Linked DNA regions of Homo sapiens: regions 1 and 3 are each linked to region 2. Evidence: chromatin loops called from intact Hi-C (ENCODE). Cell type or tissue: ascending aorta. All regions are shown on one strand.

Region 1 (8,000 bases), 160 kb after region 2:
AGCCCTGCAGGGGAGGCTGCTGCCTTTACCTCTCTGCGGATTTCCCCCTTTTCCTTTATTTTTTTATTTTTATTTATTTTGAGATGAAGTTTTGCTCTCGTTGCCCAAGTTGGAGTGCAGTGACACGATCTCAGCTCACTGCAACCTCCGCCTCCCAAGTTCAAGCGATTCTCCTGCCTCAGCTTCCTGAGTAGCTGGGATTACAGGAGTCCACCACCATGCCTGGCTAATTTTTTGTATTTTTAGTAGAGACAGCGTTTCGCCATGTTGGCCAGGCTGGTCTCGACCTCCTGACCTCAGGTGATCCACCCGCCTCGGCCTCCCAAAGTGCTGGGATTACAGGCGTGAGCCACCACGCCCGGCCCCCTTCTCCTTTAAACGTCGTGACTCAGGCCTCAGGTTTGGAGGTGAATTCTTCTATTCTTCCATCTCTCCCAGGGGCCCAGGTCTGTGCATGAAGGAAACGAGGCCCTCTGCACATAATCTAAGACTGGCAGAGGTTTCTCAACAGCTGCTGCAGTTTATTTAAACAACAACAGCAACAAAAATCTGTGTTCACAGAGCAACTAATATGTGCCGGCGTCTTGCTGGGTGTTTTCCTCACATTATCTCAGTTGATCTGTGCTGCTCCCAGTAGCTCTCAGTCCTGCAGCTTTCTCTCCTCCACCACCTTCCCCAAACCGCCATCATCTCTTCCCTGGAAGGGGACAGTGGGCTCTCTGTGCTGGCTACCACCTCCAGTCTGCATACTGCAGCTCGCAATTGCTTTTGGGGTGCATATGCCTTCCAAGTCTGTCCATAAGCTTCCAGCTCCCTTAGCCTGACTTACAGGACTTACTCATTCCTGACTGTTGACAGTGATGTCAAAGACAACGATGATGATGATGAAGACTGTATTAGGGTCTGGATCCAATCTGCATGGCTGCCTATCAGAGAGAGAAGAATCCACCTGTACCTGGAAACTCACAAGAAGCAGACAAGACCCACACTGGTTCCATTCCAGACAGGAATGATTTATGTTTTAACACTGGACCTCAGAGAGCCAGGGCTTGAGAAAGACATAAAAGGTATCATAACTGAGAGGCGTAAAGAAAGTGGTCATTTTCCCTGGCTTTCCCTTGTAGTTGGAAACTTGGCCAGTCAATCACAATGTCTCTGGGGCCTCCTGCGGAGAAGATGCCTAGACCTGGTTTGGGGACGGTCTTCACATTTCTGTTCCATGGAGCATTGTGGCCACTCTGCAGCAAATGAAAAGGGGAAAGATCAAACCATTGTTCCTTCCCCTTCAGAGCTGGAAGCTACCAAGTCCAGAGGGAGGCGTGGGCTCTGGCCTTGGGGTCTAGTCAGGAACTCCTTGTGTGAGCCTGTGCATGTTGGGTGGGTTGGGCCCTTCCTTCATTGGTGAAGCCTTCAGAGAAGGCTACAACCCAGCGAAGTTCACGGGCCTTGGTTTCCCAGCTGGGCAAGGTGGTGCCCTTTTCTTCACTGCCCTGCACGAGGTGCATGTCGCTCCCTGCCATCCAGCCTGTGTTAGCTTTACCTGCATCTACAGTTTTATTCCCCCTGTCGAGTGTGAGCTCTGTGCTTCCTATTCCAGTATCCCTCTTCATAGAAGCTCTTCCTGACCCTGAAGTCTGTTGGATCCTCTTGTCAAAGATGCTGACGGAACCCAGACTTTTCCCTTCAGAGCACGTATCTCAGGTGGTAATTATAAACTGATTGATTGAAGCCATTAAGTCATCAATGCCTGTCCCCTTCACTGTTCTTGTTGCTGTTGTGTCCCCAGTAATTATTTTAGTTCCCAGCCCATAGTAGGCATTTACATCATAATACATAGTGGTATTTGGGCGAATGAATAAGGAACCAGGTCTGATTCATCTTCGTATCCTCCACCGGCCAAGGCCTTGCCCAGAATCAAACATCTAATAGGAACTTCATAAATATTTATGGAAAAATGGCACAAACTCATGTGAGTTCCAGCTCTTTCAGGCCAGGGTCTTCTCTGGCAGCCTCTTGCCACTCCTCAAGCGTGGAACCTAGGGCAGTCAGTGGCTTTGAGTTACCGTGTTCAGTTGGGAAAGAAAACACAAAAACCAAGTACAATGTGTTAGATACATACCACTGAATGTGATCTAAGAGGCAAGGACTAATTAGAGAATTTATCATATATTTGGTTTCCAGGAACAGAATCCTCTTTGTAACTTGCAAAGCTCTTTATAACTTTTTCAGCATTGGCCCTGGCACTTTTAAATGGCATTTTTTAGGGACACCTGGTGAATAAATGCTGGAGCTGCCTGTGCCTGAGTTGGAGCTCTGTAGCTAGACAGAAAAACAGTTCATCCATATGGTTTGGGGCTAAGTTTTATCCATTGGTTCCATAGGGGAAGGGCCAAATATATAGAGGAAATGGCTGTGGACTTGGGGTGAGAAGATGTGTGAACCTTGGCCAAGCCACTGGCGGTGGTATGACCTTGGATAAGTCACTTAGCCCCTCCACGTGCTTGGTTAATTCTTGGTCAAAGAGGGATATTTAAACCACAGTGTTTTCCCTGCAGGGTTACTGGGAGGATCTCATTCGGCGTAACTTATCTGTAAAGTACTGTGCTGATGGTTAGTATTCTCATGTGTGGGAGAGATGCAACTCCATTTTTCTTGGTGCTAAGGCCCATGATTTTTGGAATCTTCCTTGACTCTTTCTTTATGTCATACCCCACATCTAATTTACCAGCACCAACCAGTATATTCAGAACTCAACCTTTCCTCACCCTCTTCAGTCCCTGCCACCATCATCTTTTCCCTGGACTGCTCCGTAGCCCTGCCAGCCTTCTGTTTCCCCCCTGGCCTCATGGTCTCCTTTCAACACAGCAACCAGAGTGATCTTTCTAAAATGTAAGTCAAAGTATGTCACTTTGCCAAAACCTTCTAGTGGCTTTCCAGAGTAGAAGCCAAGGCTCTTCGGTGGCCTGCAAGGCTCTGCATGAGCTGACCTCCCATGATCTCTCCTCCTCTTGTCCTCATGTACTCTGCCCCAGGTATCCTGACATTCTTGCTGTTTGCCAAGCACACCAGGCATGCTCCTGTCCTGGGGTCATTTGCACTGGCATCCACTTTGCCCCAGACACCACATGGCCAACTCTCTCACCCTCTTACAGTGTTCACCCAATGATGCCTACCCAACTACCCTACTTAAAATTGCAGCCTGTGGCTCCTCCCTTGTCCCCAGCATTCCTGACCACCCTATCCTTCCCTGTTCATGACTCCCCCGCCTCCCCCACACACCATAGAACTGATTACTTTCAAGCATGCTATATGTTTTACTTATTTATTACGCCTAATGTTAGCGTCTCCCCCCACTTGAATGTAATTGCCACAAGGGTATAGATATATCCCAACTGCCTAAAATGATGTCTGGCATGTAGAAGGAGCTTGATAAATGTTTGTTGGATGAATGAGTGAATTTTCCTTATTTGAGTCTTGTGCCTCAGTGGAGGAGACAGAAAGTTACATGTTAAGTTTTGGGGATTCACTGGCTTTTGGAAAGGAAATAGATATATAAATAAAGCTTGAGTTGTTTCAGACCAACTGTCCTCTAAATATTAGGGGACATAGAATCATCCTCTGGGCAGGTCCTGGGTTGGTGGGTGCTTCTTGCAAGCGCAGTGCCCCCTGCAGGCCTCCAGGTTAAATGCACTTGGTTGCACCCACTGCCGAGGTCACATATCTTCCTGCAAGGTTAATTGTACCAGCTGGTCGTTTAAAACAATGTTGATGTTTGTACTAACATATAAAAATATATGAAATATGTATTATGGTGTCGTATGTATTTGGTAGTTTGAATGTAATATTCAAATGTATTGGTAAGAATTAGTAAGCTACAAGACTTCAAAGGGCATTTGAGCATGCAGAGAAACTCCCATTTCTCTCTGGGTTCATGTTCATGCTTCCCTTCCATAAGGGTGCAGAGAAGCCTGAAAAATACTGACCACTGGGCATTCAAAATTGTCCCCTAGTGGATTTGACGTCATCCACCCAGAGCCCAGCAGAGTACTTGCCACATAGTAGGTTTCCAAGAACTATCTGCTGAGTGAATAAAGGAATGATTAATTATTTGAGGTCAATTGATATATTTCATTCAAGCATGATTGCCAATGCACCATTCATCTAAGCAACCTCATTGTCAGTATTTTTTTGAGAAACAATCATAATTAACAGATTCAACTATATTTGCCGAGTATTTGCCCTGTGCCAGGCCCTGAGCTGGGTGCTGGTGACATGGTCATGTGTGGGATGTGGCCTTTGGAGGAGGGGCAGCACACACCCTGGGGGGTGACAGACGCTTCAGGAACTGCAGCCCCAGTCCCAGTCCCGTAGAGTTGGTTGATGTCTGCGTGTCAGCAGTGTTGGGAAAACAATGAACAGGGACAAATTAAATCTAGCTGGGGGAGGAGGGAGCCATTCAATTCTCTAGAGACCAAGTAATTTTTGAGTTGCGGTGGGGGAGGAAAAGGCAAAATCCTAATTATAGCACTGTGAAAATGTGCTGCGCCAGGTCCATCTTGAGCTTGGCTAGCTGAGGCGCCATCTTGGAAATGCCCCCTCCAAGATGGCGGCCCCCTTCTAACCTCACAGAGCTAGGGGGACTGTGAGGCCCCCACATTTGTGGCAGCACCTCAGCCTCCCCGAGCCTCAGGCTCGGTTCTCTTATCGAAGAAAGGCATTTCATTCTTCGAGATCAGGCAGCCAGGACCTAAGGAGCTGTTTTTCCTCCATTGTGCAAGCATGACAAATCATTAATTTTTGATTGATTTGCTTAGAATTATGGGCGCCCCAGCATTCTTTCCGCCGCTGAACAGCTGTATAACAAATGAATATATCAGTGAGCACAAAAGATTGGAGATCTAAGAGAAGCAATTACATTGGCCACCCTCCCCCACCCTCACCGCTTCCCGGGCAATGAAGGGAGGAAATTTTTACCAGAAATTCCTCAAGTGGCTTAAAAAAAAAAATGCCATTTTATAATTGAATTAAATCTTTATCTCTTCATCTTTTGCAGCAGGTTTTTCCAAACACACAGCGGTTCCCCACGTGCTTGGGTTCTATCCATCCAGGAGGAATCTTTAATAATGAAATTTCAACTTGTGAGAATTAAAACCAAAATGAAAAAAAGGAAAAAAAGAAAAGAGCAAATTCTACCCCTCCTTTCTGCTTTTTTTTTTTTTTTTTTTTTTGGTTGCTGCTATTCCTTTAAGATTTTGGAACCGTACCAGTGCACTAAATGTGACCTCCATAACTTTTAAATTAAGAATTTATGCTGGCTTGAAATTTATGAAATATTTCAGCATGAAAGAAAGCCTTTTTCCCTCAGGAAAATTGAGCAATAAATCACAGCACTGTGGATTTACTGCCCTAGAGCCAGCGAGAGATAGGATTTTTTTTTTTTTTTGCTTCATTCTGAAAAAAAAAAAAATGTAATCATATAAGACAGCTTAGCTGCTATCCTCCCACTCTCTAGAATTTTTAATTTCAGCTGTTTCTGCTTGGATTTATTTCCAATATTCCTGCTCGGCTTTTCAATTTCCTCAGTTATTAAATTTTAATTCAGTGCATTAGCATTTAAATTAAAAAAGGGTTTATTTTATCGAAATCGTTGGCCAGCCCCCATCCTGGAGCACACGAATTGCCTGTTTCTGCCATTTGCACAAAATGTGAAATGCAGCTAATGTCTTACAACTTACATTTGCACAAATTTAGAAATAAAATTTCTGGGTTTGGAATAATATTTTCTTTCCAAGAAAACCCTTAATAAGAGAATGGAAAAGAACAACTTCACATTCATTTGGGAGGGAAGAGGAGGGTCGAATGAAACCAAAAATAGCCTTGCCCAGGTCCTGAGGGGAAACTGGTGAATAAGGAATGGGTGGGGCTGGGAAGAGGGGACAGGCACCCTTATTCGGGGCTGGAGGGCTTAGATACACCTTCACCCCAGCTTTACGAGAGTGAGAAGGAGGATCTCACTGGGGTCCTCCTTATTTTATTTGTCATAGAGGAGTCTGGTTTTAAGGTTGGGTCAACTCCACATGGAGTGGGGGAGATGACCTGATTTAACCTCCTTCTCCGCCCCCATTTTTTACCTATGGAGAATCTCAGGTGCAGAGAAAGGAACGAGCTTGTCTGAGGTTCAAAATGAGACTCAGAGCCAGGGAAACAAGCTACATCCTTAAGGAGCACACAGTCCAGTGGCGGAAGATGGTGGAACAACAGCAGCTGCAGTGGGAGTTTCCATTACCTGAGTAATGACTATGTATACCAGGGCTGCGCTTAGTACTTTAGTGACATTACTGTCATTCTGGCTGCACCGTTGGAGAAGGCCTTCGGGCTGTGTGGTCTGGTGGCCACTCATGAGATGCCGACTTGCAGCTTGGGATTCGGGGAAGGCCTTGAGGCAGAAGACCCATGGTCCACCCCAGGCTGGCTCTGCGACTCGTTCATCTTATACATATCATTCTGTTTTTCTGTGCCTCAGTTTCCTAGACCCAATAAATAGTGGCCTCTATAACTATAGGGTTGTCAGTGATTATTTTCATTATTATAGCCAAGCACTCACTAAGTACTTTTACATGCTATTACATGTTTTACCTTATTTAAGCTATCTCAAGTCCCAAGCCAGTCCCGTGAAGTAGGTCCTGTGATGAGCATCTTGCCATTTTGCAGAGGGAGAAATCGAGGCCTTGGAAATACGTGTGACTTGCTGAAGATCGCAGAGCTAGAAAACGGCAAAACCAGGCCTTGAACTCCGATGTTCTAACTCTAAACTCTGTTCTCTTAAGCTTCGGTTCAAATTGAGACTCAGGTCAGTTTGCACAGGGTACAGATGAGTTTGCTGTTTAGGTTGAATCATATGAAACTGCTGGTGTTAGAACATTTTGGCCTCAGCACATGGCAATGTCAGAGGTTCAGCTTAATCCACTTGGAAGGAATGGCTGTGATGTATTTGTAAGGACAGACCACACCGGCCTGGCGTGTATGGAACTCCACCCTGGGAGTTGGTGTTCCCAACACAGTGGACTTTGGCTCTGTCGTCATGGTGTAGCTGGACTCGGCCAGGCCCACACGCTGTGATTGCCAGGTGCTGTGATACTGACACATGTGTCTTGGACATCTCCCACTGAATCCATTGTCCATCCATATTCCAATGAAGCAACTCTCATCTGCCACCATCTGAACATCCCACACCCTGCCCAGGTAGAACTCTCCTCTAGTTGCCCCAGTTTCCCAGCAGCACCACCTGAGTCTCTGCAAAAGTATTTGACAATTCTTTGAATATTTTTAGCACTTTCTCTTTGTTTTATGAAAATGGGTGGAAAACAGAAATGCATGCAGCTACCAGTAACACGAAGCTGAAGTATCATTCACTCAATAAAAGAGAAACAAAGGTGGAGATTATTAGGCATGCTGAAAACAGAGACTCTTATCCCACACTCTGTCACGTGTTTGCTGCACTTGAGCTGGTCAACTCTGTGTGAAATTGTGAAGGAAAAGGACAAAAATGACAACTTTAAAAGTGTGTGTGACAAGCTAAAAATACACGCACAGAATTAAGTCTGAAAGGCGAGAGATCCATTTGGGAGTTAACCATTTTTTTAAGATCTCTGGGGCAGAATTTCCACCCGTACCACTTCTGCTGCTTATGATACAAACATTCAAACAAATTCAGCCTGTTTGCTTTGCATACAAGTTTTGAGGAATGCAAGATGTTGGAAAGAGGCTGTAATTGATCTGTTCTTTTGCTCCCAGTGAAATGATATGCAAACCATTTTCTGCTTTCTTGTTTCTTCTGTTGAAATAATACATGGGCAGCTCATTAATTTCTTCCTCCCCGACCTCACATTTCTCCCTCCCTATTCGTCCTTAACCTTGCCCTTTCCCTTGTGTGGGAAACAGGAGCTGTTTGATGTCACCCCATTTCCCAATTGGCTCTCCTGAATGTCGGTGGGAAGTAA
Region 2 (8,000 bases):
GAAAGTAATAAAGAGAATGGGAGAAAATATTTACAAATCATATATCTGATAAGAGACTTTTATACAGAATATATAAAGAAATATTACAATTCAATCAAAAAACAAATAATTAAAAATTGGATTTATAATCAAATATCAAAAGATTTAAATGTGCATTTCTCCATGGAAGATATACAAATGACTGATAAGTACGTGAAAAGACATTCATCATTAATCACTCAGGAAATGCAAATCAAAACCACAAGGAGATAGCACTTCATGTCCACTAGGATGGCCATAGTCCAGAAGATGGTCATTAACAGGCATTGGCAAAGACGTGAAGAAATTGGAAGCTTCATTGGTTGCCGGTAGGTACAATGTCGCAGTCACTTTGGAAAACGGTATCACAGTTCTTCAAAAGGCTATGCATAGAGTTACTACATAACCCAGCAATTCCACTCCCCATTTCAAAAGAATTTAAACCATATGTGTACACAAAAACATCTCCATAAATGTTCATAACAGCGCTGTTCATAATAGACAAAAAAAAAAAAAAAAAAAGGAAAACCTCAAATGTCCATCGACTGATCATTGGATAAAGCAAGACGTATTTTATCCACATGATTGAATACTATTCAGCCATAAAATGCAATAAAGTACTGATCACATGCTACGACACGGATACACCTTGAAAACATCATGTTATATGAAAGAAACCAGTCACGAAAGGCCACATATTATACGATTCCATTTATATGCAATGTCTAGATTTGAAATCTCTATATAGACAGAAAGTGGATTAGCGGTAGCCAGGGGTTGGGAGAATGGGGAATTGGGAGTGACTGTTCAGGTATGTAAAGTTTCTTCATGGGTGATGAAAATATCCTGAAATTAGATAATGGTATGATTGCACAACTTGGTGACTATACAGGCCAGGCACTGTGGCTCGTGTCTGCAGTCCCAATTCTTTGGGAGGGCAAGGCAGGAGGATGGCTTGAGGCCAGGAGTTCAAGACCAGCATGGGCAACATAGCAAGACTCCATCTCTACAAAAAAATACAAAAAAAAAAAAAAAAAAAGCCGGGTGTGGTGGCACATACCTATAGTCCTAGCTACTCAGGAGGCTGAGGCAGGAGGATCACTTGACCCCAGGAGTTTGAGGTTACAGTGAGCTATGATTGTGCCACTGCACTCCAGCCTGGGTGACAGAGCAAGACCCGTCTCTAAAAAAAAAAAAAACAAAAACAAAACTTAGTGAATATGAGACAGGAATGGCACTAGATAGTCACAGGAGGGTGTAAAAACCCAGACAACAGCTAAAACAGGAACTAGGCAAAGAAACCACAGGATAACAGAAAACACAAAATAAAGGAGAGAAAATGGGCATAACTCTTCTGGGCAAACCCAAATAAGGGAGAAACGGAGAGGAAAACGGGGTTCCTGACATTCCCTTGTTTTCTAGAATACCTAATAATTATTCCATCCTCTAATTAAAGAAACACCCATAAAATTAAAAAACCCAACGCCATTGCTCATGACTTGTTCTCACACGTCCACCTGCACTTCTCTCTTAAGTGTGTACTTTCCCTTTGCAATAAAAGCTTCTTGCCTTTCGATTCATTCTGACTTATCCCTGAAATTTTTCTCGACACTAGCGGAGGCTGGGGTCTCACTGGCATTCAGGGACCCTCCTGAGCCCTCCGGAAACAAATATACTAAAACCACTGACTTATACACTTTAAAAAGGTGAATTGATGGTATGTGCATTATATCTCAATAAGGCTCTTATTTTTTATTTATTTATTTATTTTTTTGAGAAGGAGTTTTGCTCTTGTTGCCCAGGCTGGAGTGCAATGGCGCAATCTCGGCTCACTGCAACCTCCGCCTCCTGGGTTCAAGTGATTCTTCTGCCTCAGCCTCCCGAGTAGCTGGGATTACAGGCATGCGCCACCACGCCCGGTTGATTATTTTTAGTAGAAGCGGGGTTTCTCCATGTTGGTCAGGCTGGTCTCGAACTCCCAACCTCAGGTGATCTGCCTGCCTCAGCCTCCCAAAGTGCTGGGATTACAGGCGTGAGCCACTGCGCCTGGCAAGGCTCTTATTTTTTAAAGTAGTGTCAAACACCTACCACACAGAGTCATTGTGGGGCTGATGTGAATTACTTCGTCTAAAGCCCCTGGCACAGTTTGAGGCACACAGTAAGTACTGAGTAAGTCTTAGTTTTCTTTCCTTTCCAAATAAAAACTCCCTAACTCCCCTGCCTCTCCTCCACCATCACCAACCCTTTTTCAGCAATTCCACCCTGGTTTCTAAGGCAGAACTTTGAGGCATTCCATAAAGAAGGCTGTGCTGCACTTGGCTACCCACAGAGCAGCCAGGGTCATTCTTAAGATGGCTAGTCTGGTCTTCCTAATATTAATAAGATATTCATTTCCCTAAGAATGCATCAACCTCTGTAGCCATCCTGGAAACATGGGAGGGGGCTAATGCAGCTCTATTAATCCAAGCAGGCCTCACATCCACTTTGATTCAAAGGCTTCATTCTGATCAGTTTCCACAAAAGGGATGGTTTATTAGTCGGTGATGACAGGTGAAGTGAACTCAGGTACTGAGCGTTTGGCTAAGGATGACAACGAGGCTATTTTAAGTCATTGAAGTTCAAGGGTATCTGTCTCAGCGCCTTTGTTTAAATTGATTTGCAGTCCTGATCGCTTGACCTTGCTGCATAAAATAGTTTCTAAGGGGAAAAATATAAGAGCGCAATTCTAACCAAGGGAACAGATGTGTCCCAGCTTGCCCACCCTGCCTCACACCAGCCAAACCTACCCACCCCGCTGACCTTGAATGTGGGTGCGGATGGTGACATGGTCATCATGCAGCAGGAACAGGAAGGAGCAGAGAATGGCCCAGCAGAATGCTCCAGCCATCTGAGTGGGGAAGGCCCAGAAAAGGGGAGGATTGCCCAAGGTTGGGAAATGAATCAGTGACAAAATTAGGATTTTAATCCAGGTCGGTGCAACTCAGACTTCTCCTCTCAATTCCTATTTAAAAAAATGTTTAATATTTATTAAGTGCTTACCACGTTCCAGGCACTCTCTAATGCTTTATGTATATTAGCCCATTTAATTTATACAACAGCCAACAAGAAACAATTATGGATGTTTTTGTTTTACAGATGAAGAAACAGAGAATCCCCATTTTATAGGCAGCTTATTGGGGTGTCCAACCGTTTGGCTTTCCTGGGCCACACTGGAAGAAGAAGAATTGTCTTGGGCCACAGATAAAATACACTAACCCTAACGATAACTGATGAGCTGAAAAAAAAATCACAAAAATATCTCATAATGTTTTAAGAAAGTTTATGAATTTGTGTTGGGCTGCATTCAGAGCCGTCCTGGGCCATGTGCAGCCTGTGGGCCGGGGGTTGGACAAGCTTGGCTTAAGTAATTTGCCCAAGGTCACAGGGCGAGTAAGATGGCAGAGATGGAATTTGAACCCCTTGGAGTAGGACACTACAACCAGCCTCTCAGCCACCACCCATTCCATCTCTATTTGTTTATTGCTTTGTGAAAGAAAACAGGTCTAAGCAAGGGTCTTGCCAGATCTAAGCAAGACAGTTTGGCTGTCTACATGGACCAAGTTAGCCTGGTTATTGTCACATCCCCCAAGCACTTCATAATGGTCATATAATATTTACTTATTTTTTTTTAGATGGAGTTTCACTCTTTTTGCCCAGGCTGGAGCGCAGTGGCATGATCTTGGCTCACTGCAGCCTCCACCTCCTGAGTAGTTGTGATTACAGGTATGTGCCACCACACCCAGCTAATTTTGTATTTTTAGTAGAGCTGGGATTTCACCATGTTGGTCAGGCTGGTCTCGAACTCCTGACTTCAGGTGATCCGCTGGCCTCAGCCTCCCAAAGTGCTGGGATTACACGCTTGAGCCACTGCTCCTAGCCACATCATTTCTCGAAATCAGTCCTCTACCTAGGTCTTCTGGAGTGCCCGAAGCAGCACTGATTAACCAGTAAGAAACGTGCTGCACCTGACAGTATTTCTTGGCGACATCCAAACAAGCTACCCCACCCCACTTCCCTCTGACCAGTCTAAGATGTGCATCTCCAATCCACTCTTTCAGCCTTTAGCCTGCTGGAGGTAAAGCCTGTGGCTAAATCCAGCCTGCTGGGGATTGCTACTTGTAATGGGCAGAAGGAGCACTGGATTGGGAATCTGGGCATCCATGTGAAAATCCTGTGTGTCCTTGAGTGAGTGGCTTAACCTCTCTGGCCCTCAATTTTCTCATATGTAAGATGGATTTAAGAATACTTGCTTTTCTCTCACGGTTGTTCTGAGGATTAAGAGAACTTGCCTGTCATGGGTGGATTTTGAACCATGGAAAGGATCATGCATTTAGGAGATACTCCGAAAACAGAGCCCTCTTCCAAGTGACGAGGTGTAATGAGAGAGAGTGACCAGTAGGTGGCAGTGCTTCAAAGCAGCCTGTGGGATCCCAGAAGGAACTTCCTATTAACCCTTCCTCATTAGGCGGATAGAACCTTAGCCCCCAACCCCCAGCACACCCCGGTAAAGGTCATCGTGAAGCTCAGATTGCAGAAGTGCCACTTCCAAGGTTCCACGACGACACAGTGGCAGAGGCAGGATCAGACTCTGGTTGGGGTGGTCTCTGCATGTCTCCCTTCATTCAACCCCTATTTATTAGGTTCCTAGGCGGCGCAGAGACTCACGTTAGACCTTCCTGTGAAGGGGGAAGGTCTGCTCCAGCCTGGGGGGTTTACAGGCCATTGGACCTCCACACCTAGAGTCCCCCATTGCTTCCTGGCCCTCACTCACGGGGATGAGCACTCACACAAAACTCAACCAAAGCTGGACACCTGCCAGCGGGAGGTAATGGGCAGCAGATGGATTAGCGACCAGGAGATCTAGTTCTAACCCGTTTCACCTCTAGCTTGCTCTGTGACGTTGGCCAAGGCCCTCATTAGTAGGTCATGAAATCAATTTAGTGGATGTTGAATTGGGGAGAAAAGGAATTTAAAAAATACTAGCATATCTCTCTGTATCTGCCACAGTACAGGTAAACATTTTTTTTAATTCTGCTTTTATGCACACACACACACCCTGATATAAAAGGCATTTCACCTTGTGCACCACAGTCTCATAGTTCTGGGAACAACGTGTGAGAGACTCAAATTCTGCATCCTGAGATCCAACGTCTCCTCTCCCCCATCTTCACATCTACAAGCCGACCCCAAGCTGCCCAGGAATCCCTATCTGGGTATATTCCTACAGTTCGCTGCTTCAGCAGTGGGAAAGTTCTTATAAGCTGATGATGCACAAGATACCATCTTATCCTCAGTGCAGTCACGCAGGGTAGATATTCCCCCATCTACAGATGAGAAAACTGAGTCTTAGGTCCCACAGCCAGCATGTGCTAGAGGCAGGACTTGCCTCTCAGGGTCAGCCTCACCCTGGGAAGTTGCTGACTCCACTGACTCCTGCTGCCTTGAACACACAGGGCCCAGAGGCCACTTCTCCTAGGAAAAGAAACAACCGCTTACGGGTGCTTCCATTTCTCTTATTCCAAGTCACTTTTATTTTCTCTCTCTCTTTCAAGTTTGATTGAATTTACACTTAATGAATCCAACTTTATCATTTAGGGGATGTTGGAGCAATAAGACTTGGCAAGGCATGAGTGATGATGCAATAAGTTCTGCTGGGAGCCGGGAGCCATCCTGCTCCCTCCCTTGAGTGATGGCTGTGTGACTCAGGCCCTAAGAAAGCCACCACACTCCCCGAAAGGAGCAAGACTAGGTGGAGATGGGGTCATGTTACTTAGGCCAAGGACTCAGAACAGGTCTTTTAGATTAGGATGGGTGGACAGGGGTGGGAAATGGAGGGTCAGCAAGATGGGAGAAGTAGAAGCCAAGGCTGCCAGTGAGCTGCTTGCTCTATGGCCTTGGGTAAAAAGTGACTTTACCTCTCTGATCCTCAGTTCCTCCATCTGTAAAATGGGGCAATGGCCCAAAGATGTTGTTTTGTAAATTGTAGAAGGAGGCTCATGCTCTTATCAGAATTTCAAAGGTGGAAGATTGACAGCAAAATAAGCTGCCTGGAAGTCCATGTCATTTCCCTTTACTGGCTGAATGATGATAAAGGACAGTTCCTCTATCCGAGCCCCGCACACGTGTAAGGCTGGTGCAAGTGCCTCTGGGCAGGACGGAGGGTAACATCTTTGATGAGGAAATAAAATGAAAAAATAAAAATTAAAGTGAGATTTTACTTTGGTTAATAAAAACGAGGCACGCACAGAAAAGAAGTGGCTGGGTGAATGTGCCCAAAATGTTCACATTCAGGGGCAGAATTTATTTTCCTCCTGATTTTTATCTGGATTTTCTAAACTTTTTTTTTAAAAGATGAAAACACACAGATGGGTGAATGAGCTATAAATGTAGCATTTAATGATGAAGTGGATATTTATGTAACTACCCTCATTGCCGTTCCTTAGAAGCCTCTCACTTGATCTTAGCCAAAAGGCCAAGAAGCGATCCTTAGAAGCCTCTCACCGAAACCTTTTCCACTCCCTGGAAGGCAGCTTTTTCCTATCATCTCTTTTTATTTTTCATGGTTTTACTACCTAAGTAGGCATCCCTAAAGAATAGTTTGAGTTTGCCTATTTTTGAAATGTATGTAAATGAAATCGTACTGGATGTATTTTGTGGGGGTGTGTATGTATCTTTAAAGTTAACATTACGGTTTTAAAATGCATTTTTGTTGCATGTGACTATAGTTGGTGCATTTTTTTTTTTTTTTGAGATAGAGTCTTGCTCTGTTGCCCAGGCTGGAGTACATGGCATGATCTCGGCTCACTGCAACCTCCACCTTCTGGGTTCAAGTGATTCTCCTGCCTCAGCCTCCTTTAGTAGCTGGGACTACAGGCATACGCCACCACACCTAATTTTTGTATTTTTAGTAGAGACGGGGTTTCACCATATTGACCAGGCTGGTGTCGAACTACTGACCTCAGGTGATCTGCCCACCTCAGCCTCCCAAGGTGGTGGGATTACAGGTGTGAGCCACCTCGCCTGGCCAGTTTGTGCATTTTTTGATGTTGTGTAGTAATACATTCTATGTCTATACCACAATGTATCTACCTGTTCTACTGTTGGTGGACATCTGGTTGTTTATGTGTAGTTTCTAATTTTTCTACAATGAACACATTATTACAGCTAAAGTGCCTGGCACATAGTAGGTGTTCAATTAAAATTTTTGAATAAATCCATGAAGAGCAACAAGCTTTGTTTGTTTTGTTTTGTTTTTAATTAAAGAAAAGTTTCAGTGGTACTAGAAAGGTTGAGACTGTGGACAAAGATAGCTCAAAGGGAGAATTTTCCAGATTTTCTGATTTTCCCTGGAGCTCAGAAGAGACACATTGGGTTAAAGCAGAAGATTGGTGGATGCCATCTCCATTACCTAAAAAAGCCTCAAGCATATTTGGGTGTCCCATTTAAAATAAGAGTAAAATAATATGGAAAATGAAGAAAAATTCCCACAGTCATAGTGTTACAGTGTGATTAGAGGAAATTAGCATTTACAGAAAGCATTGTAGCAAAGTAGGCAAAGCAATTAACTGGAGTCAGGGGAGCTAAGCTGAACTCCCAGCTCTTCCATAAACTGGCAGTGTGGCCTTGAGACAGTCATCCTAACATCTCAGAGCCTCAGTTTCCTCCTCTGTTGGATGGGGACTGATTCCTCAAGGAGCTGATCAAGTGAGATGATGTAAGTGACAGAGTTTTGTAAAGGTCTATACAAATACCAGGGTTTCGTATGAAACCATGGGGACGGAAAGCCAACCTTTTAGAAGGTCCATTTCCTGATACATAATTTTCTTACTGCAAGTGAAGCACTCTGCCTTAGACAAAGGAGATACAGAAACGTGGAGATGCCTCATTTTGTCTATAAAATGGGGGGACGAGACCAATCTGAAATAAAAGTGACTACTTTTGAT
Region 3 (8,000 bases), 230 kb after region 2:
AAAAACTGGCCAGACACACTGTGTGCTGAGGACCAGCAGTCAGGAATTCTTAGATTCACGTTTGGATGGAACCAGCCCTGGGCCACCTGCCGGGACTTGTGGGTTGTAGGGCAGAGTGATGATGTGGTGCCTCTGGGACCGCGGGCCCTTCAGTTGTCCTCAGGAGACCAAAGCCATTTCTTAAATAAATAGATGATCAAGGTGAGAACTCAGGTAAAGGATCCACTTGGTTCATTCGGTGACTGACAACCCAGCCGAGTGATTAAGCCGTGCTTTCCTTTACTCCTCAGTTCAGGAGGCTAATTTTGGGCAAGGGCGTGATTCTTCGAAGATATGTTTATTGTGCTTAGATCTCCCAAAAGGAGAGTAGTCAGTCAGCCTTGAAGGTTTGAAGGTCATGGTTTTTCAGGTACCGTGTTGAGAAAAGCCAGTAGCCGTTGTGTTTTTCAACAGTAGCATAAATTAGTTAGAAGCAAATTGGTCATCACGGTCTCATTGGTGATAGATATCGGCTCCACTAAATCATGGAATCGTGGCTTTCAAATCTTGCTTTCTCTCTTGCACTTTGTGGCTGGGAGTTTTTATGCCTGCGGTTTCTGCAGAGGGCGGCCCACAGGGTGTGGTACGTGGCCGGTCTCCAGCTTCAGTGTCTCTGAGTAGGCATTCAGCAAGCTATGGGACAGGCCTCAGGCTGCCTTCATGTGCCTTGGAAGACTTGTGGGTAGGGGTCACCTCTGGATTCACCAGCTGAGCAGGTCAGAGGGCATCCGGTTGGGAGCAGGAGCCTGCATGGGAGATAAGATAGTATGTGGTTGAGGAAGAAACTGTCAGTCACCTCCTGGTCCTGGAATAAGTGGCCCTTCATGTGTGTATGGGCACGTCCCTGTATGGGATTTCACCTCTGGTGCTGCATGTTGATTTTTCAGCCAGAGGTACTTGTGGCAAGGAAAGCTATTCAAAATGTGCATTATCAGCTGAGCAGTGTAAGAGTTTGCAGCCTCAATTGTGGTAAGTTTACCAGCATGCTGGTCAGAAGTCCTCCATAGATGAGTACCAGTCACCCAACGTACACAAGGATGAAGATGGAGTAGGCAGTCACTTCTCCACACAAGGCCTTTTTCAAAAGGAAGCACCTCCCCCTAAAGTGAAGTCTGATTCTGCCGTCTTGGAGGGTTAGGAGTACATCCAACCCCAGTAACTTGACAATCTCACTCTTTCCTCTGTTTTTTCACCTGTGAAATGGGAATGACAGTGCAGCCCTCACAGGGCTTTTGGGAGAATTAGAGGGAACTTGGATGTAAAGTATCTGGTCCAGTGCCTGGTACATAGGAGGTGCTCAGCGAATGAGAGCCCCCCACCCCCACCCCTTTCCCTAGACCGAGAACAGAGGGGCCTTCTGTGCCAATTTGTAGATGCTCCCTGGGACTCTCAGCCCAGGCATTTCACAGGCACATTTTGAAGGGAGGGTTGTCCTTGTAATGTTAGCTGCAGCCTCTGCAGGAAGGAGCCTGTGTCAGGAGACGTTGTTACAGTGGGATGACAGGGGTCGGGGGGAGGTGGGAATTGGGCAGGGTCTGCAGGCACTGCCTCTGGCTTCCTTTCCCATTGTCCCCATGACCATCCGCAACCCTGGCACCCACAAACTAAGCACTTGCTCTTCCGGAGCAGGGTGGACCAGGTGAGAGTGGCATTTCCCAAAGTGCATTCTCAAGATCACCAATTTTGTGAGATATTTCAGAATCTAATGTTTTAAAAATGGGGTTCTGTGGGAACCCCTCTTATGTTTGGGGAAGGCCAGGTTAAGTAAATCTAAATGGGTCTGTTTGCGGGCAGACTTTGCGGAGCCTTTGATATCTTTGGGCAAATTGTTTCTCCTTAAGAAATGCACTGGGTCAGCTGCACATCCCAAATTGACTGGTTCCCTGAGGTCTTTATCTCTGGGATCGTCCGGCATCCCCCTCATGCCTAGAGCACCTTGGAAAAGCTGGGCTGTCTTCCAGCTCGGATCATCTGTTTCAATACCTTCTGCAGGTGGGGGTGGGGGATAAAAATTCATGGTTTTCCACCTGGTTGGACCCTATCTCTGCATTGCAGGGTTTCCAGAGAGCACTTGGAAGAGGGTGGGCCCCTCAGGTAGATGGCAGCCTGTAAGCAGAGACACCCCAGTAGTCACTCAGGGGGAACCCATCCCTTCCGCTGGGGGAACAACTGACCAGACTTTGCCTGGGTTTGGCCTCTGGGGGTGTGGGGCTACCCCTGCTCTCCCTGTCACGCCATCTGTTGCAGGATACCCTCCCTGTCACCAGGGACCACCTAGCTGATGGAGCTGGAATCACCAGAAAACATGCTGTCATCATCTATGCACTTCGGTGGGGCCCGTGGCAGCAGAATCTGACAGGGAGTGGTGGGCGGTAGATCCAATGATTTGCTGTCACGGTTGTGGCTCTCCAGGAGCCAAAGATGGGAGACTCAGGCCCATTTGCCATCTGCTCTCCTGCTGGATTTCATCTTTGTGTTTTTGGGCATGTCACTCCCCCGGCCCCCGTGCCTGGGCCTCCTGGGCCCTGCCAGGAGGGTCTCTTGGGGCCCTGCCAAGGGACTAGGCCACTCAGAGGGTCCTGGGGAGATCTGGCTTGAGGTCCTGGAGCCCTCACGAGAGCTAGTTGGCCCAGCAGAGTCCTTGGCCTTCACCCAGCCTACCCCTCCCTTGAGACCTAGTGCTGACCAATCACCATTGTTTTCTTTCTCTCTCCTGTCCCCCACCCAGCAGAAAGCGCTTTCAGTCGGAGAGTAGAAGGCAAAGCACAAAACCACTTTGAAGAGACGAACAGCAGTTCGCAGAACTCCAGCGGTGAGTGTGCCCCTTGACAGCCATCCTGTGCGGTAGCTGCCAGCTTCGCCCGCTCCCCCCTGGCAGCCGCGGCAGCATCCTGTGGGCTGGGGTCTTTGTGGTGCATTATGGATCTTGTTGGGAGGAGGCTGGGAGCAGGGAATTAGAGGGAGACCACAGAGGCAGGAGGGGCCTTTTCTTCCAGGGACATTCCTCTGAGCCTTGGGCATCAGTGGACAATGCCTCCTCTCTGTCTCCCCCATGGAGAGAGCAACACCCCTCCCCATAGCCTGCGGCATCAACTCAGCTGACCCCAGATGATTGGGCCTGAGAGAGCCACTGCTATGTTTTTAGGGTAGATGTCTCAGCCAGTTTCTTTACAGGAGAAGCAAAGGAAGTGCAGTTGAGAGAGCTCTAAGAGGCCGGGCGCCGTGGCTCACACCTGTAATCCCAGCACTTTGGGAGGCCAAGGTGGGTGGGTCACTTGAGGTCAGGAGTTCGAGACCAACCTGGCCAACATGGTGAAATCCCATCTCTACTAAAAATACAGTAGCTGTAGTCCCAGTTACTCAGGAGGCTGAGGCAGGAGAATCACTTGAACCCAGGAGGCAGAGGTTGGAATGAGCCAAGATTGCACCACTGCACTCCAGCCTGGGTGACAGAGCGAGACTCTGTCTCAAAAAGAGAGAGAGAGAGAGAGAGAGAGAGAGAGAGCTGTGAGAGCCAGAGGCTCCAAGTTCTGGTCTCATTTTGGCCCTGGAGCCACTGGAACGAAGATTCCCTTCCAGCCCCTACCTGCTCAAGTGGGTTTAAACTGAGGCTCTAGGTGGTCTCTGGCGCCCCCTGACGCCTGCCTCTTCCAGGACCGCGGCAGAGCCCTAGAATGTCCAGAGCAGCAGCCAAGGGGCCTCTCCCACCAGACCCGGGGTCAGCCTGGGGGGTGCCTGGCTGGTCACCAGCAGCCTCTGTCCGAGCAGGGCACAGCAAGCTGTTCTGTACCCTGAGAGGCAGGGCAGGAGGGGAGAGGAATTCTCACATTGTGGTTACATTAGGGGAAGGCACCCACTCACTTTCTTGCATGGTTGAAATTTAATTCACTACATATTAGGTGTCAGCCTGTGCCAGGCACTGGGCTGGGCACTACTGCCTGGGTGTGGACAGGTGACGAACACATCACAACTGTCGGGGACCCTCTGAGACAGCCAGGAGCGCAGACTTGAGTGTGGAGGCATCTGCCTAGTAACAGGAGCTCCACTTCGGGCTGTTACTCACATATGAACCCCAGCTCCACCACTTACTAGCTGGTGACTTAGGCTAGTCTCTGAATTCCTCCTCTGCTGTAAAGTGGCTTGATGAACACACACAGCCCCGTGGTGGTTGTGAACATTCAGTGAGTCCCTGGCACAGATTACATACTCAGGTGTTAGGGTTTTTTGGTGGTGATAGTTGGTCATTTTTATTTTTTAAGTAAACCAAGTGATTTGATGACTGCTTTGCGGAAGGGAATGAGGTTTTGAACAACGTAATCCACCCAACCTCTCCAAGAGGTGGGCCTGAAAGGGATGGAGTGACTTGCCCAAGGCCACACAGGAATAAGTAGTAGCGCCGGGCTGGAACCGAGGTCTCCAGATGTGCCCTGTGCTCCCAGCCAAGCCATGCTGCACCCCCATGCGTCCCCTGCCCCCAGAGCTAATATTCACAATCGGGAACGATAGCGCAAGCACTGCTGCTGCTGCTGCTGCTGTTGGCAGCCACCATTGATTGAGCGCTTACTGTGTGCCTGGCATGTGTTCAGAGCTTTATATGTCTTATCTGTCTTCCTCCTTTCCACAGCCCCATGGGGGTCAATGTTATTGTTATCCCCACTTTTTGGAGTGGGAAACTGAGGCTCAGGAGAGGTGGATTGCTGCCCTAGGTCCCCCAGATTATAAGTGGTGGAGCCAGGATTCCCCATCTAGACCATCTGGCCCCGCTGTGCTGCCTGCTGCGTTTGAGGCTTGCCAACCTCTGGCAGTGCCAGGAAGTGAGGGAGAGATGCCAGCCAGCAGGAGCCCTCCAAAGCACAGCCGCTCTTGGTGGCTGCTCTGGTGTTTGGTACCAAACATCCCCACCCTGGTGCCAGAACCTAGAAGTAGCTGCCAGCTCCCTGTCCTGAAGTGAGCTGCCATGCAAGGATGTCTTCTCACCAGTACTCATGTGTCCTCACTCTTTCAGAGTGTAGGGTGTCCCGGAGGGATGGCAGTGACTTGTCTTGCCCTGCCTGGTGGCCCCAGCACCCACAGTAAACCTTGATCCTCTGAAAGGCATGGCCTCTGTGTCAAGCCTCCCTGCAACCCCACCCCAGATTGTGAGCCTTCCTCTCGGATGCTCCCCACTCCTCTGAAAGCCCCATCTGGCTCACTGGTTATTAAGAATAAAAATTATGACTATCAGCACAGAACAGCAGAACTAGAAGAGATGGCTAAACTGTTTCTCTTTTGCAGAAACTGCAAGTCCCCTGATTTCCAACCCTTTCCCTCTCCTACAGAGTAAGTGATGGTCCCGTTGGGGGGCTGGAGAGGGCAAGGCAGGGCAGGGAAGGAACTCAGCCAGCCACGTGCTCCTGGAGCCTCCAGGCTGTGTGAGATGGGCCTTGGGCTGCCCTCCCGGGCAGACCCGGCAGCTGGTGGAGGCAGGCCGAGGTCCAGCCCTGGGCGGGTGGAGCAGTTTGGACGGGGTGGGGCAGAGCCCTGACCAGCAGCAGCCTTGGCTCTGCTGCCCCAGCCCTGGCAGGAGCTCAGGCCTTCCCATTCACGGTCGTCGGGCAGCCTCAGGACACCTCTTCCGAGCCCCATCGCAGCCGTCTTTTTCTTCTTTTCCTTGCTCTTCTTCCCACCCCTCTTTCTTTTTCCTCTTCCTTCTGTCCTTCTCCCTCTTCCTTCTCTCCTCCTCCCTCTTCTCTGCCAGGCACTGACGTGAGTGCTAAGAGTAGAGAGCTGAGTGATCCAGGCCCCTGCACCCCTTGTGCCTGTTCCTACGCGTGCCCTCCCTCACTCCTCCCTCCCTCTCCTCCCTTTCCGCATCAGATCCCCACTTCCTCCTGCTTCTCTGTGGCTTTTTCCACTTCTTACCCTTTTCCTTCTTGTTTTCCTTATGTCTGTTACCTTGGTTTTTATTCATTCATACATTCATTCATTTGTTCACTTGGCAAATAGTGACCTCATGTGGTTCCAGAGAGAGAGCTGGGGCTGTGACACCCTGAGACTCAGTCTCTGCCCCAAGAGGGCCGTTGGTCTGTTGATGTTGATGTTGTCCTCCCTACCCCCATCTCAAGTGCGCCGAACAGTGGCTGGCACGCAGTAAGCACTCAATAAATAGCTGCTCAATTGAGCTAATGGTCTCTCTCTGCATGGCTTCCTCTCTCCATCATTCCTTCACCCAGCTTCTCCCTCATGGGTCTAGTGACGGGGGAGGCAGGCAGGCTGGGCCCGGAGCCCTGAGCACAGAGACCCGGTGTGTGTTTGGGTTCCCACTTGCAAAGCTGCCTGCAGCCCAGCAGAAGGTGTCTGCGTCGGTTCCACCCCTCACGTGGCTGCCGCATTTCTCCCTCCAGAACCCTACACCTGCGGCGCCTGTGGGATCCAGTTCCAGTTCTACAACAACCTGTTGGAGCACATGCAGTCCCATGCAGGTAAGTAGGATACGGCTTCTCTCCCCCTCTCCTTCCTCAGTTCCTGCAAATTGAAGAGATGGTTAGGGCCTGACCTGAGGCCCCTGGAGAAGGCCGCTCTTTCCTGGAAAATGGTCACAGGACATGGAACCTGCTTGCAGGGAGCCCCAGTCAGTCAGTTATTAACACAGGCTGGTCTGTGCTCTGCAGGTGGGGGCGGTGGGGAGGCAGCACAGGCTCTGTGGGAACACGGAGAGGTGGGACAGAGTTGAAGAGACTTCCTGGAGGTGGTGGCCTCTTGGCTGGTCCTAAAGGCCAAGTAGGAGCTAGCCTGGAAGCGAAATGTGCAGGTGGAAATGGAACATGGTTTGAGATCAAGGTGAGCAGAGACAGAAGGTGGGGATGGAGAGACATGCAGCCCAAGGCAAGCTGGGCTAAGGCCCACCTCAGAGCAGAGTCTCATTCACTAACACCCTATGTCCCAGAATGCAGTTGCGCCCAAACCTGAGGACACATCAGAATTACCAGGAGGGCTTGCTTGAGCACAGATTTCTAGGCTCCATTGTGAATTTCTGATTCTGTAGGTCTGCAGAGGTGGGGACTAGGATTTGCATTTCTGGTAAGTCTTAAGACAGTGCTGATGCTACTGGTTCAGGGACCGCCCTTTGAGAACCACTGCTCTAGAGCTACAGGTGCAGTCATCTGCTCTCTAGGCAGCCTTTTTATTACATTTCACCACGGCATAACACAAGTCTCAGGGAGACAGTATGTGCTGGAATAAGTAAATAATTCCAAATTCTCAGTGGTTAAACATACAGACCATTTACTTCTCACCCACATTATAGCCCAATGCACATGATCTAGTTGGGTGGCTTCCACATGGTGATTCAGGGATCAAGGCTCTTTTTTCTATTGGCTCCGTCCTCCTCTAGATCTTCAGCATCCTCTCTCTTTGTGGATGGGGAGAGAGACTATGGGGCAAGCACACTTCTTTACCATTTCAGACCACAAGTGACACCTGTAAATGCTCAAATTCCAGTGTGGAGAATTAGCCACATGACCAGCCTGAACCCATGGGTGGAAGCGTGTCCAGAGCCACTGTCCCGGGACAGTTGGCCACTCTGCAAAGGGAAACGTGAGTCTGGGGAGGCAGTTAGCTGTCCCTCCACCCCTTTCCCCAGAGGAATTCTCTAGAGGCATTAGAAATAATGGGTGAGACGTGCCTGACATAATGGTGCTCAGTAATTGGTAGCTGCTGTTATTTCACCTGTTATTGTTATTGTACAAATCTTTCACATCATCTCCCAGGTCTGGCCTGACTGGCATAGAGTATTACAGGACTAGAATCTCTTTTAGGCTAAGTACTGTTCTGTTAGCGTAGTCTCTATCATTCATTCATCCATCCAGCATATATTAATTGGGTATCTGCTGTATATTAGGCATGAAATCAGATGATCTTTTTGGGGAGCCTATTATTTATTTCTAATGAACTTAAAATCAGGACAGAGCTCTGGAGTGGCA

Evidence for each region. Hi-C counts contacts between places; a loop is a spot of excess contacts. Peaks named below come from ENCODE experiments on the same cell type or tissue, not always from the same donor. Only the 100,000 strongest peaks of a DNase experiment are listed, where the experiment ranks them.
Region 1: a loop joins it to region 2, with 6 times the contacts of the local background. A loop is called at or near these places in 33 of 110 quality-filtered maps.
Region 3: a loop joins it to region 2, with 6 times the contacts of the local background. A loop is called at or near these places in 69 of 110 quality-filtered maps.

The regions. Positions count from the first base shown.
Region 1 is chr9:113,959,545-113,967,544 of GRCh38, forward strand. All of the region lies in intron 1 of ZNF618 (zinc finger protein 618), which reads left to right. Among named protein-coding and RNA genes, the nearest start is that of ZNF618, 87 kb to the left of the region's middle. RefSeq lists enhancers at 4,473-4,973, 4,612-5,989. In ascending aorta, a CTCF peak has its summit at 3,686 (motif pointing left); DNase peaks (open chromatin) are centred at 3,665 and 7,038.
Region 2 is chr9:113,803,110-113,811,109 of GRCh38, forward strand. No RefSeq gene overlaps it. Among named protein-coding and RNA genes, the nearest start is that of ZNF618, 69 kb to the right of the region's middle. In ascending aorta, a CTCF peak has its summit at 4,437 (motif pointing right); DNase peaks (open chromatin) are centred at 4,702, 5,467 and 5,702; H3K4me3 peaks cover 547 bases; H3K27ac peaks cover 957 bases.
Region 3 is chr9:114,029,878-114,037,877 of GRCh38, forward strand. It overlaps ZNF618 (zinc finger protein 618), which reads left to right. Exons shown (of 15, transcript NM_001318042.2): 12 at 2,768-2,851; 13 at 6,423-6,500. Among named protein-coding and RNA genes, the nearest start is that of AMBP, 44 kb to the right of the region's middle. In ascending aorta, a CTCF peak has its summit at 3,694 (motif pointing left); DNase peaks (open chromatin) are centred at 2,754, 3,724, 4,864 and 5,554; H3K27ac peaks cover 1,913 bases.